Linked DNA regions of Mus musculus: region 2 is linked to region 1. Evidence: chromatin contacts called from ENCODE Hi-C or POLR2A ChIA-PET data. All regions are on one chromosome and are shown on one strand. The core of a region is the stretch at or near the end of the contact, and the rest is flanking DNA. Distances in the headings are between cores, read along the strand shown.

Region 1 (6,444 bases), core at 1,978-4,477:
CAAGAGCTATTATCATAGCAGAGTGTTTATTTGGCTGAGAGTCCATCAGTCAGGGAAGCCAAGGCAGGAACTCGAGGCAGGAACTGGAGCAAGAACTGCAGAAGAATTCTGTTTACGGGGCTCACTGGCTAGTTTGTTGTGGCTTGATGAGCCTGCTTTCTTAGACAGTCCGGGGCCATCTGCCCAGGGTGGCACCACTCAACAATGGTTCGGGCGCCTTCCATATAGATCATTAATCAAGGAACTGACCCCCCCTCCCCTGTGAACTTGCCTACAAGCCAATCTGACGGAGTCATGTTCTCAGGGGCCATTGCCTTTCTTCTTAGCTTGTATCAAGTTGACAAAAAAGAAAAAAGGAAAAAAAAAAAAAAGCCAAAACCAGCAACCTAATCTTCACACGGACAACTGGTTGAGCTAAGAGAGAGTTGGACCAGGTGGGAGCGGCTTTCCAAACTCAGGGCTACTGCCCTGTTTCTAGACCTTGGGCATAGCTTTCCTTCCTTGCCTCTCTCTTCTGTAGGCGAAAAATTCCTTTTGCAATGATCCCAGTCTGAAACATTTAAACTGTGTGAGCCTTGGAGGAATCCTGCCCAGGGCTGCACTGTAGATCTTCTAGGGTAGAGGACTTAGCCCGCATCTGTGCCATGGATGTTCCAGGATGTTAACCTTCATCACCGGAGGAAAGAGTAGCCCTATAAAAAGCCAGGGTTCTGAATCAAGCGTTGTGACCAAGGGCAGATTCCATCTTCTATCTTATGAGAGACTTTGATCTAGTTGACACCACAGGACTGTGAGCATCTCACAAGTGACACTGTCCAGCCATACACTCACATAGCTGCTGGAGCCTCTGCAGGTGGCTCTCTGTCAACCTCAGCTCACTCCGGCGCCCTTCCTACAAGTCATTCACACGTGGATCGCCAGGAGTCATCGATCTCATGAGGACTGCCGACAGAGTAAAGCCATGTGACACCTGGCCAGAGAACCTGGACAGCAGGGACGATTCCAGAGGTGGGAGCAGTGAACTGAACAAAGGAGACATGCCTGCTTGGCCCCAGTCACAGAGGCAGGAACATGAGAAATTACCCATTTGTGCCTGAAGGAAAAGAGTGTCCAACAGTAACTGAACATGGTCAGTGAAGTCCAAAGCTGGTAACGGTTGGTTGCTTGCTTCCTCAAATGGGCTTAATGACACTATCCCTATCCTATCCAAGAAACTGCCCCTTGGGGCAAAGGCAGGCCTGGTGAAGTGATCCCCACCCAACACACAGTGCCATCTGCCTCCGGGGAGAACAGCAAACCTGGAGTAGTAATGTAAGCCTTTGTTTCTCTGCTACAGCCTCCTGTAGCCTCTGGAACCTCCCCTCCCTGCTGACAGCTAAGGTATGATGGGGATTGGAACCCAGGGGGAGCATGTCTCTCCCTTCAGGCCAGACACTTACACCCTCACTCTGTGGAACTTCTCAAAACAGGGCATTTAGGAAGCGCCAGGAGGCTGGTTCCCCAAATCAGTAGGGGCCTTCACTGCTGGACCTAAACAGCAAACAGATAATGTGAGTCTCCTCAGGGTCCCTCGGCTGACTGGCAGTTTCCAGTGAGAGCTTGACCCAGGCTACCCCATGGGACAAAATTACAGTGGCCCTAGCTGCCACTCAAGAGGGCCCTTCTGTGTACATGACTACTCTGTCCTTCCATAACTTAGGTCATCCAACTGTATACAGGCCTCAGCCATACCCAACAAGCCAAGCAATCGCTGCTCCGTGTCCAAGCCGGTAGGCTCGTCGCTTTCGTAACTGCTCCCAAGCCTTCTCTCAGGATAAAAAGAGACCTCCCAAACCTAGGGCGGCCCATTGGGTGTGGCTGGCAGTCCCATATTCTCCTGGTGGTGGGGCCAGGAAGCAGAGCTGCAGACCATGGCTTCTCTTCCCGGGTGGCACCCAATTGATGGCCTGTCAGCTTCGAAAATGTTTTCATCTCTGGAAGAAACAACGCGTGAAAGAGCAGTTCTGAAAGCGGAATTAAGAGCTTGTTAGACACGGGCCTTGGGTCAGGGTAGGTGGCCTATCTGGGGGGCCTTGGAGGAGACATGCTGGGATTCTTTTTTTTTTTTTTTAACCCAGCCGTTCTCCCCCACAGTTCCCCGCTTAATGAAGCCGTTGTACAAGGCCCTGGGAGAGCCCACATGCTCCAAAGTAGTACCAAGTGTCCCATTACTGTAAACGGCCTTTTAGTTTTAAGCTAATGCTATATTTGGAAAGTAATAAATCCTGGGGAAATGATACTGAGACTAACGGGGAACATATTACCTTTCATGTGTGTTTTTCATGTTTAAGATTTCTTTGTTATTATCTGAGGAGTGAGGCTCTGCACACACTCTTGGGCAAAAAAAAAAAAAAAAAAAAAAAATAAGCCTTAAAGCAGTAATATTTTAATAAGCATCAAATGTCTTCGATGAGATAAAAGTATTATATAGTGTTTTGATATTGGGCTTTAGTTAAAGCCTCATTAAAAAAAAAGAAGAAGAAATTTTTCTCAGATGTACTGAGGGTTAGTGGGGATGTATTTTTAAATTCAGGTGGAAGGAAAAGTTCCAGTTTGGGTCAATTATGCTAATTAAATGCCACAAATGACTGAAATTGCCAGCGAATGGACTTATTTGTTGTTTATGCTATTGCCATTGATCAAAACCAGCAGCTAATGGCTTGGGAACTGGCTGGAGGCCTTGGTCTGAAGGAAGAGCAAACGCTGTGCACCAATCAGAGCCTTGGCTTACAGAAGCCTGGGGTTTCCCCAGCACTGCACTTCTTCTGTCAGAGTTTTGTGACAGCCCAGGCTGCCTCTCTGAAACTCACCTTCATTTGTCAATGAATGTTGGTCCTGTTCCCAGCCCCAGCTGGTAGGCACTGGAGGGGCCCAGGTTACAAAACGAAACCAAGACTCCTATTTCTTCACACACAGCCCGCACCCAGGCTAGAGCTCTGGGCTTGTCGAACCGAAAGGGAAAGCCATTAAGATTCTGCATTTGGCTGTAGAAAATGAGGAAACTGGGCGTTAGAGAGAGGAACTGATCTGCCCAAGGGCACACAGCAAGCTCATTGCAGAACCAAGAATAGAAAGGCTATCTCGGGAGTCCCAGTATCGGTCTCGTGCCTCACGCCCCCCCTCCCCCCCGCCCCGCTGTGATACAATGGAACTTCGGCTGCGCTCCCCTCCCACCCCCATACTCTCAGCTCCCTGCTGTGACAGTATGTCCCTTCTCAGTTGGTGACATAAGCACAAGCTTCAAGATTGGAATCAGGCAGTGGGTATGCCTCTGTGTCTTCATCTCTTAACTGAGAACAGGGTCAGGTTTCTACTGCAAAATGGAACGCCAAGGTTGAGGAGCCCGCTCCATCAGTAAAAAGCCTGCTGGTGCAAGCCTTTGGGCCTGACTCCCATCTCCAGAACCGAACCCAAGTAAAACAAAACAAAAAGGGCCATGCGCGCACGCGCACCCCCTCCCCCATACGTGCACCCCCCCCCAATCCTCCCACGGAATGCAGTTGACTCTGGAAAGATGGGACCTCAAAGCTGGCAGGGGACCCGTGGCATCAGGCTGATGTGTGGACGCCAGCATGCTCATGTAACTCCTTGACTCCAAATATTCTCAGGGTCGGCTCTCCAGGTGAATAACACTTCCAGAAAAGCTGCTACCGGAGGGAAGACATCAGGAACCTGGGAAGGAGGGGAGGTCCACAGACAAGGGTGACACCTCCACTTTGTCTCATTCAGGACCCGTTTGAGTGCTGTTCCCCATCTGCCTGGTTCCCTGGCAGGATGAGTGGGCTCTTCTCATATGAATCAGAATCACAGCTAGGCTAGCTGGGGGCGCCTTTACCTCACCAGTCTGGGCTTCTGGTCCTGCTTCAGCCACCTGACACGGAGCACTTCAGTGACTTTTCGCTCTGAGCCTCAGTTTGCTGGTGTGCAAAGTGGGAGGCCTTGTCTTGGAAAGCTGCAGTCGGCATGGCTTGCCAGGAGGCAGTTTCTGAGTATTGGGGACACAGAGCAACCAGGATTGTCTCAGCTTCGTCCTTGGGGATGTGTAGATAATTCCCAGCCACAGATAATGCTCGAGTAAAATTTGGGGAATTTCGAACTCTGCAAATATTTGCAGTTGGTATTTGTGTGAGTGTTGCACATACACGTGTGTGTTCACGTGTGTACAGGTACATAAGTATACCTGTGTTTGTGGAGGTCAGAGATGAATGCTGTCTTTTGAACTACCTTCTGCCTTGTTTTGGGTTTTAGGTGTGTTTATCTTATTTTTTGTGATTGAGTGGTTTGCCTGTGTGCCTGGTACCCGCGGGGGTGAGAAGATCCCTTACAACTGAAGTTCTGGATAGTTGTGAAGTACTGTGTGGGGGCTAGAACCTGAATCTGGGATCCTCTGCAAGAGCAACAGCGCTCTTAATGGCTGAGCCATCTCCCCAGCCTCTACCTGGATTTTTGAGACAAGATCTCTCACTGACCTGGAATCGACAGTTCAGCTAGGCTTGCTGCCTGCCACCAAGCCCAGGGATCCGCCATCTCAGGAATACAAGTGGACCGCCGTGCTTGGCTTTTTTATGTCAGTTCTTGCTTGGGGTTACAATACTCAAGTCCTCTTGCTTTATTGGCTGAGCTATCTCCCCACTCCTTCCTCTTTTCAAAAGCAGGGGATCACGACGGGAGCCCAGGTTGGCCTTGAACTCACCATTGGCCCACCTTCAAGGTCTTTAAGACTGCATTTAGATTGCATCCTGATAGAGTGCAGCTGCCTGAGGCTGGAGGTTGGGAGGGAAGGGAGGATCGCCTGTGGCTGGTGGAGGACGGGGAGTCAGGGCCGGAAGTCTGAATCCAACCCCTGTGCCCTGTTCTCTGGGAAATTAAGGTCAGGATCCTAGGACTCACTACAACTGTAAAGTCTTGCCTCAGAGATGCTAAGACATTTGCTAACCATACCTCTAAACCACCCGGTGGCACAGTTGAAGCTGTTCGCTCTGGCTAGCTACCCTTAAGGGGACAGACTCACCCTCGGGCCTGAGGTGAAAACACACCCACATCCACCCCTGCCAAGAAGTCCAAGCCTCCCCTTCTACTCCCAAGGCAGGCAGGCAGCACATGGGGACCTGGCACCCAGAAAGGACCTGGGAAAGGACCTATAGTCATTTGATGGCTACCAGGGAGTCTCAGGGACCAAAGGACCTTCTTCATAGTAGAATAGACAACCTCCAGCACACATTTCCTGTTCAAAGCAAAACTGAGTTGAAATACTTAAAATGCCAAGAACCCTTTATCTAAGATGAGCAGCCTAAGAAATGGGACCCTCAGGAGGCCGGATAGCCATCTCTAGCGACAACCCAGGAAGTCAGACAGACCCTCTGTGTCAATGAGCACCACGTACCCACACCTTCATTAATCACTCACAGTTATCCAGGTTTCTGTCAATACTTCCAAGTTAGGACAACCGGTGCATGCATACCCAATCCCATGGGTGCTACTTAAAGCTAGCTGTCCCATGGCTCCCATGGCCAGTGGCATCTGGTCAGGGCACACCTGAAACTCCAGAGCAAAGCTTTCTCCTGCCTTTGAATCTCTGCTGAACACAGCGGGTGGTGACTGCCTGTTCCAGCCAGCTCAGGATAAATACAGCTTGTTTGTGTTTGCTGGTTGGTCCTCATCATTTCTACAGAGCACCATGGATCTACTAGCTCCCCGGATCCCTTAGCAGCTAATCTGTACTTAGTAGGATTGTATCCCTCTCTCTTCTTACTGAGAGACCCCCTTGCCTTCTCTTCACCTCTTCAAGAAAATTGGACTCCCAAGTGGCGAGCTGAGCACAAGAACCATAAAAGTCACCTGGCTCTTAGGAGACCAGACCCTTGGGAAGGTAAGTTGGAGATGACCTTCCCAGAAGCTCAGCATCCAGCAATGGGACAGCATGCATGAGTCAGGCCCCAGGTACAGCAGCAGCCCGGCCGCATCAAGCTTGCAAACTTGCTTCTCCTCCTTCCCTGGTACTCTTGTGGTCTCCTGTACCCTTTTCTGTGAGTCTCTTTTGCATCAGTAGCTTGTCGCTGGGACTCTGAGTGGATACACGACAGCATACGGCCTCAACTCTGTGGAACGCCTTCGATAAGATGGTGACACCATTCATTTTAATTCTGTGACAATTTTCTCAGCAACTAGGTCTAAAAACAAATGTTGAAGACAAGGGGTCTGTTTCTACATGGAGAAGTGATGGGGTGTCCCTTGCAGGGTTAGGACCAGGGCAGTGTGGTCTTCATACTCTCATGCTGTTGAGAGGCCTCCTGGGCTCAGGCAGGCCAGAGACTGCACACATCGCTCCCTGCTCCAGATAATGGACACACCTCCCCACCATCTCCAAAGCAGCCGTCTCACTTCCGGAACCCTCCTACGTGAGAC
Region 2 (6,444 bases), core at 2,893-5,392, 58 kb after region 1:
ACAACACACCAATAACTGCTCTGTCTTGTCTCCATGCTCCTGAGTGTCAGGTGCACCATGCTTCCCAGAAGGCCTTGCAGTTGGGTAATAAACATCACAATGGCAACAAAAATAATTCTTCTATAGTAGAAAAAAAGCTTGTGTAATAATGCAACAGTAGGTAACAGAATTATTCTGGAGGAACTGAATTGGTAATAGCAAATATGCATTCATTCGTTCATTCATTCATTCATTCACCTGATATCCATGGAGAAGCTGCAAGGCACTAGGCCCTCCGCAGGAATGAGAGCCTACTAGATACTCACAGTAGGAGCAGACCTGGGACTTCTCTTGCTTTCTTCTTCTGCCCTGCCATGCGGTTGCGGTTGTGGAGGTAGTTTTGACCTATGAACCCAGGTCTGGTTCTGATGCAGATATAGATCAATGCTGGCCTCGGGAAGGAGTTGATGGTGACATAGAGATGCAGTTCTCCACCCTGGAGAATTCTCTGTACAGTGAATATCACTGTGGCCATTATTTCTAGGAAAGAAGGGCAGTCTGAGTTATCCTGAGGTCCCTTACTGCCCTTTGCATTTGTAGAATGCAATAGATGCTCCAGAGAAAAAGGAATAGGATCTATATCCACGGAGAGGGGGTAGAAGGAAGAGAAATGTGGGAAGGAGTGGAGCAACCTGCATCACGTGATTACAGGGGACCAGAAATCCCCCATCCTGCCCTGCGAGCTGGAGAACCGTGAAGGCTGACATCCATCAAGCCTGAACTCAAGACCTGAGAACAGAGGACTCAGGTGCGGGTCCCAGTCTAACGTCAAGAAGTCTGAGAGCTGCCACGCCCAATCCCAGTCCCAGGAGAAAATGGACAGTGAAGGAGCAGTCGGGCCCTTCCCCCATCCTGTTGGCACCTTCGGCCTCTGTAGATGGGAGAACACGACATTTATTCCTAATCTCTGACTCATGCTAGTCTGCTCTGGAGACCACCTCCTGCTGACACACCCAGAGCTATCCTAGCATCTCTTAGCCCCGTGGTGCTGACAACTGAAATTAGCCCTCACGTAAAGAGATTATGGGTTCCAAAGTTCCCTCACTCTGTAATGCTCTGAAAGCTTGCCTGCAGCCCACAGGGAAGGGGAGGAAGAACTTGGAGAACTTGAACTAAGGGCTAGCCCAAGCCACAGCACTGGTGGTGGCTTCTAGAATCTCTGTTAGGCTTTGTGTGTAGTTTTTTTGTTTGTATGTTTGGTTGGTTGGTTGGTTTTTGTAATTTTATTTTTCTCCCTGAGATATTGTCATACTTGTTTCTGTTTAGGGCATCCTCTTAGAAATATTTTGAGGGCACTGTCGAAAACACTGTATCCATGAAAATATCACACTGTGCCCATAAATATGTATGATAACGAGTCAATTAATTTTTAAAACAGGGTCATCATGGCTCAGGCTGGCCTCAAATGCTATGTGAGGCCAAGATGACCTTGTGCTTCAAGTTTAATTATGTGTATGTGTGCTTGCCTGCATTTGTGTAGGTACACCACGGGAGTGCCTGAGGGCCACGGAGTCCAAAGGAGGCTTCAGACCCTCTGGAAGGGAAGCACGGATGGTTGTGGGCTATCATGTGGGTTCTGGGAATGGAAGCCAGGCCCTCTGCAAAAGCAGTAAGTGCCTTCAGCCACTGAACCAGCTCACCAGCTCACCCCACTTCCACTTGTAATTCTCTGCCTCCACCTCCAAGGTGCACCAGCTGTGATATTGCTTGGTTTCTGTGGTGCAGAGGGTCATATTTAGGGTTCCCTGTGCAGTAGGCAAGTGCTCTGTAAACTGAGTCACATTCTCACCCAAGTGAAAATATGTTGAATTAAACCTTTGTACTTCATGTAGAAGCTCACATAACCTTCCTAAGATCCCAAAAGAGATGGGACTGTCACTGCCGTCCTCCACATACACAGCGATGAGGGTCGATTACGGGAACAGGACATGAGTCTGGAAACTTAGTGGAGGAAGGTAACCGACCATCCCAAGGTCACACAGCATGGCAGGAGATTATGAAAAAGAAACACAACCCCCATCTGTCTGACTGGAAAACAACTGGGATGTCATTGCCCAGAAAAGTCATTGCTGCCCCTCTTCTACCACTGGCTCCTGCAGCGTACCCCATAGTCCCCCTATTCTGAAAGGAGTGCTTGGAGAATGGCCTCAACCTAGGATGCTGAGCCCTTGCCTCTGCTAGGATGTTCCCTCGTTATCAGCATGGGGAATGGGTATACATGAGACTGATGGTATCAATTATACATGATCCTGGGCTAAGCCCTGTGCCCTGGGAGCTGCGTGGAGAGGTGCCTCCAACGAGAGAGCCTCTTAACTCCTTCCCTGCTATTCGGAAACTGCTTACAGCAGTGTTTGCTGCGGTTAGAGTTGATTAGAGTTGTGTTGGATGCCTCTGTCCAGGGAGTTGTTGTGTGTAGGTCTCCCTGGTGGCCTCAACTCCCTGGCCTTTACTCTCAGGCTCCTTAGCGCTGCTCCTGACTTTACACAGGTGTAAATCAGGCCATTAGCACCTTCTGCCTCAGCCGGGGAGGTGTGCCCAAAAGGGGGTTTAAAGGTGACAGGGTTGGGGTGGGGAGGAAACCTGATCATTTTAATGTTTAACCTCGGTGACAATGGGATCGGGAGCCCTCCCCACCCCCACGCAAGCAGCTTCTGTGGAGAGAGTCCATAAAATACCTCAGATAAGAGAGGAACTCAGCGGGAGGAACTGGGTGGCTAAACCACAGATCAGACTCAAGGCAGCTGAGAGAAAGCAACTCTGGAGAGAGGACATAGCCCTTTCCACCAGCCCTGTCCTTCGGCAAGTGCACCCTTCCTTAGTCTGAGAGGAGAAACCCCTAACAGTTAGTTCTGCATTCAGTGTTAAACGACTGGGAGGCGGAAAACTGAAGGGAACATAACTCTGGTTAGGACAGGAGAGAGGAGAGCCATTTCTGGTAAATAATTAACAATACAACATGTTTCCCTTAAAAAAAAAAAGTACCCAGAAGAACTTTCAACTTCTCTAATTTGGAAAGTCAAAAGTTTAACTGGGCGCCAGGAAGCTGTTGGCCAAACCCTGCTTCTTGCCCAGTCATCCTGGCAGCGTGGGAGCTGTGACCACCTCCCTCTTGGTAAGATCTGGAGTGTAGGTGGCAACAGCCGATGACATCTGGCTTCTCTGGGGTGTCCCAGGAAGAGGGTGGGACCCTCAAATCTCATCCTGGGTGTCAAAGATCCCTCTGCTAAGTGTTCCGGAACTAAGTGTGTTCTCAGATTCATGGCAAATCAAGTCACGGAGACAAATTAGGACCTGCAACATTCGTTTTAGAACTCAGTCCACTTGGGGTCTCCATTCTGATTTGTAACCTCGCCCAAGTTGCTTTCCCAGCCCTGGGCAGTTTACTTCATTATTGACCTGAGGCAAACTGCCTTCACAGAGCTGTTGCCTGACAGTGCTTGTTGTGGGGGTGGGGTGGCACGTGATGCCTGCCTGTGCGCCACGTTCTTCTGACCCCCGTTTTTGAAATACAGCCCCGAGTTTGACTGGAGCACATTCCCCATGGAATGACTGACTTACTGTCCGCACTGCCTTCCCTACTACAGTAGTGGAATTGCTCAGTGGCGATCCCAAGGCCTGCAAAGCCTAAAATAAGTAAGTATTGCTCATGACGTTGCGGTCCTCTTAGATCAGTAAAGATACAGCCGCGTGTAGATGAGGTGCTAGTTTGAGCATCTCATCCTGCCCTCGCCCTTGGTCTTTGGAAGGATGCTGCTTGCTTACTGATGTCCTCCGATGCTCACAGCTCCCGTCTCCACCCAGCGTCTAACGTCCAGAGACTTCAGGTCCAGCCTTCCCTTTGCTGTTGACAACACCGCAGCTGAGGAGGATGGAGTTGTTCGCTGTTGTTAAGACAGACTAGGTGGGCCCTGACTTTGGTGGCTACCAAATTTTCTGACAGATGTCAACCTGAGGTTCAGGAAGAAGAAACCAGAGGAACAGGTGGAAGCAAAAGAAGCCCAAAGGCAGACCCATGGCCTTGACTCACCACATAGGTCTTGGAGCCAGCCTATGGATGAGGAAAGAAGGCAGTGAGCCAGGTCTCTTCCCTGGACCGAAGTCAATAAGGCTGTGCAACAGCTTTTCTCTTCCCCAGACTTTAGACAATGAGGTGTGCAGCAGCTTTTGTCTTCCCCAGACTTCAGTCAATAAAGTGTGCAGCAGCGTTTGTCTTCCCCAGACTTCAGTCAATGAGGTGTGCAGCAGCTTTTGTCTTCCCCAGACTTCAGTCAACGAGGTTATACAGGGGACAAAGCATCAGGAAAGACTAAGAGAAACTCAAAGCCTTCTTGGAAGCAGCACTAAGTGTACCGACTCAGTAAAACTTCCCAAAGACAAAGAAAGTGGTTACATTTGGCAAATAGACAGAACCCTTCCCGTTAACTCATGCTGGCTAATAGTGTCCTTTCCTTCACCCAGTTTTTTGCCTTCTTGTTAAGGAGGCAAGAGTTCACTCAACCCACACAGCCACTCTGGAATCAAAGGTGTCCTTTCAAAGTTGTCTCACAAAGAATTGGGGATAAAAGTCTTTGTTCTTGGGTCCAGGTCGCTGGAGTATCCCAGAAGCCCTCCACTCCTGGTGGCCGGCCACCTATCTTCCCTCCCTCCTGCACGTGGCCCCATGTGCTTTCCAACAGCAGGATTCAATGTGCAAAGCAGCTATAGGAACGTGAACGGGAGTCTGGCCAGTCCTGATCACTGGTACCTCCACTTGCCCTCTCTGGTGGCATTCCTGCCTCAGATCCTCTCTTCCTGGCATTTATCCATCAACTTCAAGATCGCAAAGTCCAAACACCAGTCCCATGACACAGTCAGAAGTACCAATCTAGTTTCAGTTCCTGGCACCCACAATGAATGGTCCACAACTGCGTATAAAGTTTCAGAAGATCTGACATCCTGTGCCGACCTCTGAGAGCATCTTCACGGGTGTACACACAAATGAAGATGTGCACACACAGTGTACATGTACATAAAATTTTTTAAAATATTTCTTAAAAAAGAAAGCCGACTCTCTGGACACTATACACTGCTTTTGGTAGCATGGACGGACAGGGAATTATGTAATGGTTTTGAATGCACTGATGCTGGGTTTCCAATGGCCAGGGGCCTATGGAGTTAACCCTTTTCTCAATACTTCATATTGAGAAATGTTCTCTCTCTCTCTCTCTACCATACACACACACACACACACACACACACACACACACACACACACCTATGGATTGAACCCATGACTTTACTCATGGTATGCAAAGACTCCACTTGTACCTTAAATATAAATGGACTTTTTCATAGGATCTATGATATCTGGTAGTCAATGAGACACACTTTATAGAATTTTCTGGCATCTTTGGTATGCTCCATAATTTTTACAAGTGGCAGGGATACTGTGATCAAAAAGCTTGTGAATCCCACTACTACCATAGTCTGACTTCTGGGAACCCCACCCCATCCCACACTCAACCCAGAAGGTAGAGAGTTTCCTATTAGTTCACATTGAGGAAGCTGAAACTCACATTACTCATGGGACTTGTGTTAGTCCACTATTTGGAAGCAGCCAACCTGGGACTAAAAGCTGGTGGGAGGGTCAGCTCTGTGTCCATGTGGACGTTTCTATCAACTCGGGGTGAGAGCTTTATAGGGTCCCTAGGGGAGCTCTGTGGGCCTGTCACCTGTTCATTCAAACAACACAAGGGTGGTGTTGCCTGGCTCATTCTGAGAGTCCTTCCACCTGGAAGTACCTCAAAGTACCTCAGCCTGAGCTCAGAGTACCAATCTGCAATCACAGGTGAGAACGGGTGAGGACAGTGACAGAGGAGTCATCAGGGTGAGGAGGTCAAAGGGCCACGGCACATCTGTTCATTGTTCATTGCTTCCCGCAGATTTCACCTCTCTCTCTCTCTCTCTCTCTCTCTCTCTCTCTCTCTCTCTCTCTCTCTAATTTGGATATAATCTAGTCATATCTCAACCCTGCAGCTTTGCCAAGAAGAAATTACTTTGAGAGAAGGAGGAAACAAAGCAAGACCCTTTGCACACTGAAAGGTTGGCCCACACGCCTTCCCTCCTTCTCCCGCTAATGGCTGTCCCCGTGGCCTAGGCCAGGGCTGTGCTTTGTTCCCGGTGAAAGACACAGAAGAGCACCAGCTTAGCTCTTAAACAAATAGTGCCATTTAAACCTCTCAGCGACACCATTGGCTAAGGAGCCCCGAGAAACACAGACTCTGGCTTCTGTTGGGTTTTGTGCATGTGTTTTGTTTTGTTTTGGATATTTTGTTATTCTGTACACTTCAAAAGAGGCTTGGGTGGCCTGGGGAAGGTCTGTGTCCTTAGTTCCTTTCCCTCCCGTGTGGCTTTTGTGGACTTGCT

Evidence for each region. Hi-C counts contacts between places; a loop is a spot of excess contacts on that map. ChIA-PET counts read pairs that join two places held with the same protein, here RNA polymerase II (POLR2A).
Region 2: a loop to region 1 is called in a map of heart, with 2.1 times the contacts of the local background. The contact joins the promoter of 4930552P12Rik here to the enhancer-like site in region 1. A Hi-C loop is called at or near these places in 1 of 37 maps with a recorded cell type or tissue (heart). POLR2A ChIA-PET finds 5 or more read pairs at or near these places in 3 of 5 experiments (Patski and embryonic stem cell).

Annotation. Positions count from the first base shown.
Region 1 is chr19:55,640,579-55,647,022 of GRCm38, forward strand. It overlaps 4930552P12Rik (RIKEN cDNA 4930552P12 gene), which reads right to left. Exons shown (of 4, transcript NR_045318.1): 3 at 2,850-3,023; 4 at 11-1,973. Among named protein-coding and RNA genes, the nearest start is that of Gm41871, 57 kb to the right of the region's middle. Within about 2 kb of position 3,228, at least 2 of the 3 ENCODE cell types and tissues checked have a DNase peak (open chromatin) inside an H3K27ac peak, as active enhancers do; they include heart, where a contact is called at or near this core.
Region 2 is chr19:55,698,062-55,704,505 of GRCm38, forward strand. 4930552P12Rik (RIKEN cDNA 4930552P12 gene) reads right to left here and starts at 4,143. Exons shown (of 4, transcript NR_045318.1): 1 at 4,067-4,143; 2 at 238-519. Gm41871 (a long non-coding RNA gene) reads left to right here and starts at 3,082. Exons shown (of 3, transcript XR_877940.2): 1 at 3,082-3,151; 2 at 3,552-3,672; 3 at 3,824-4,566.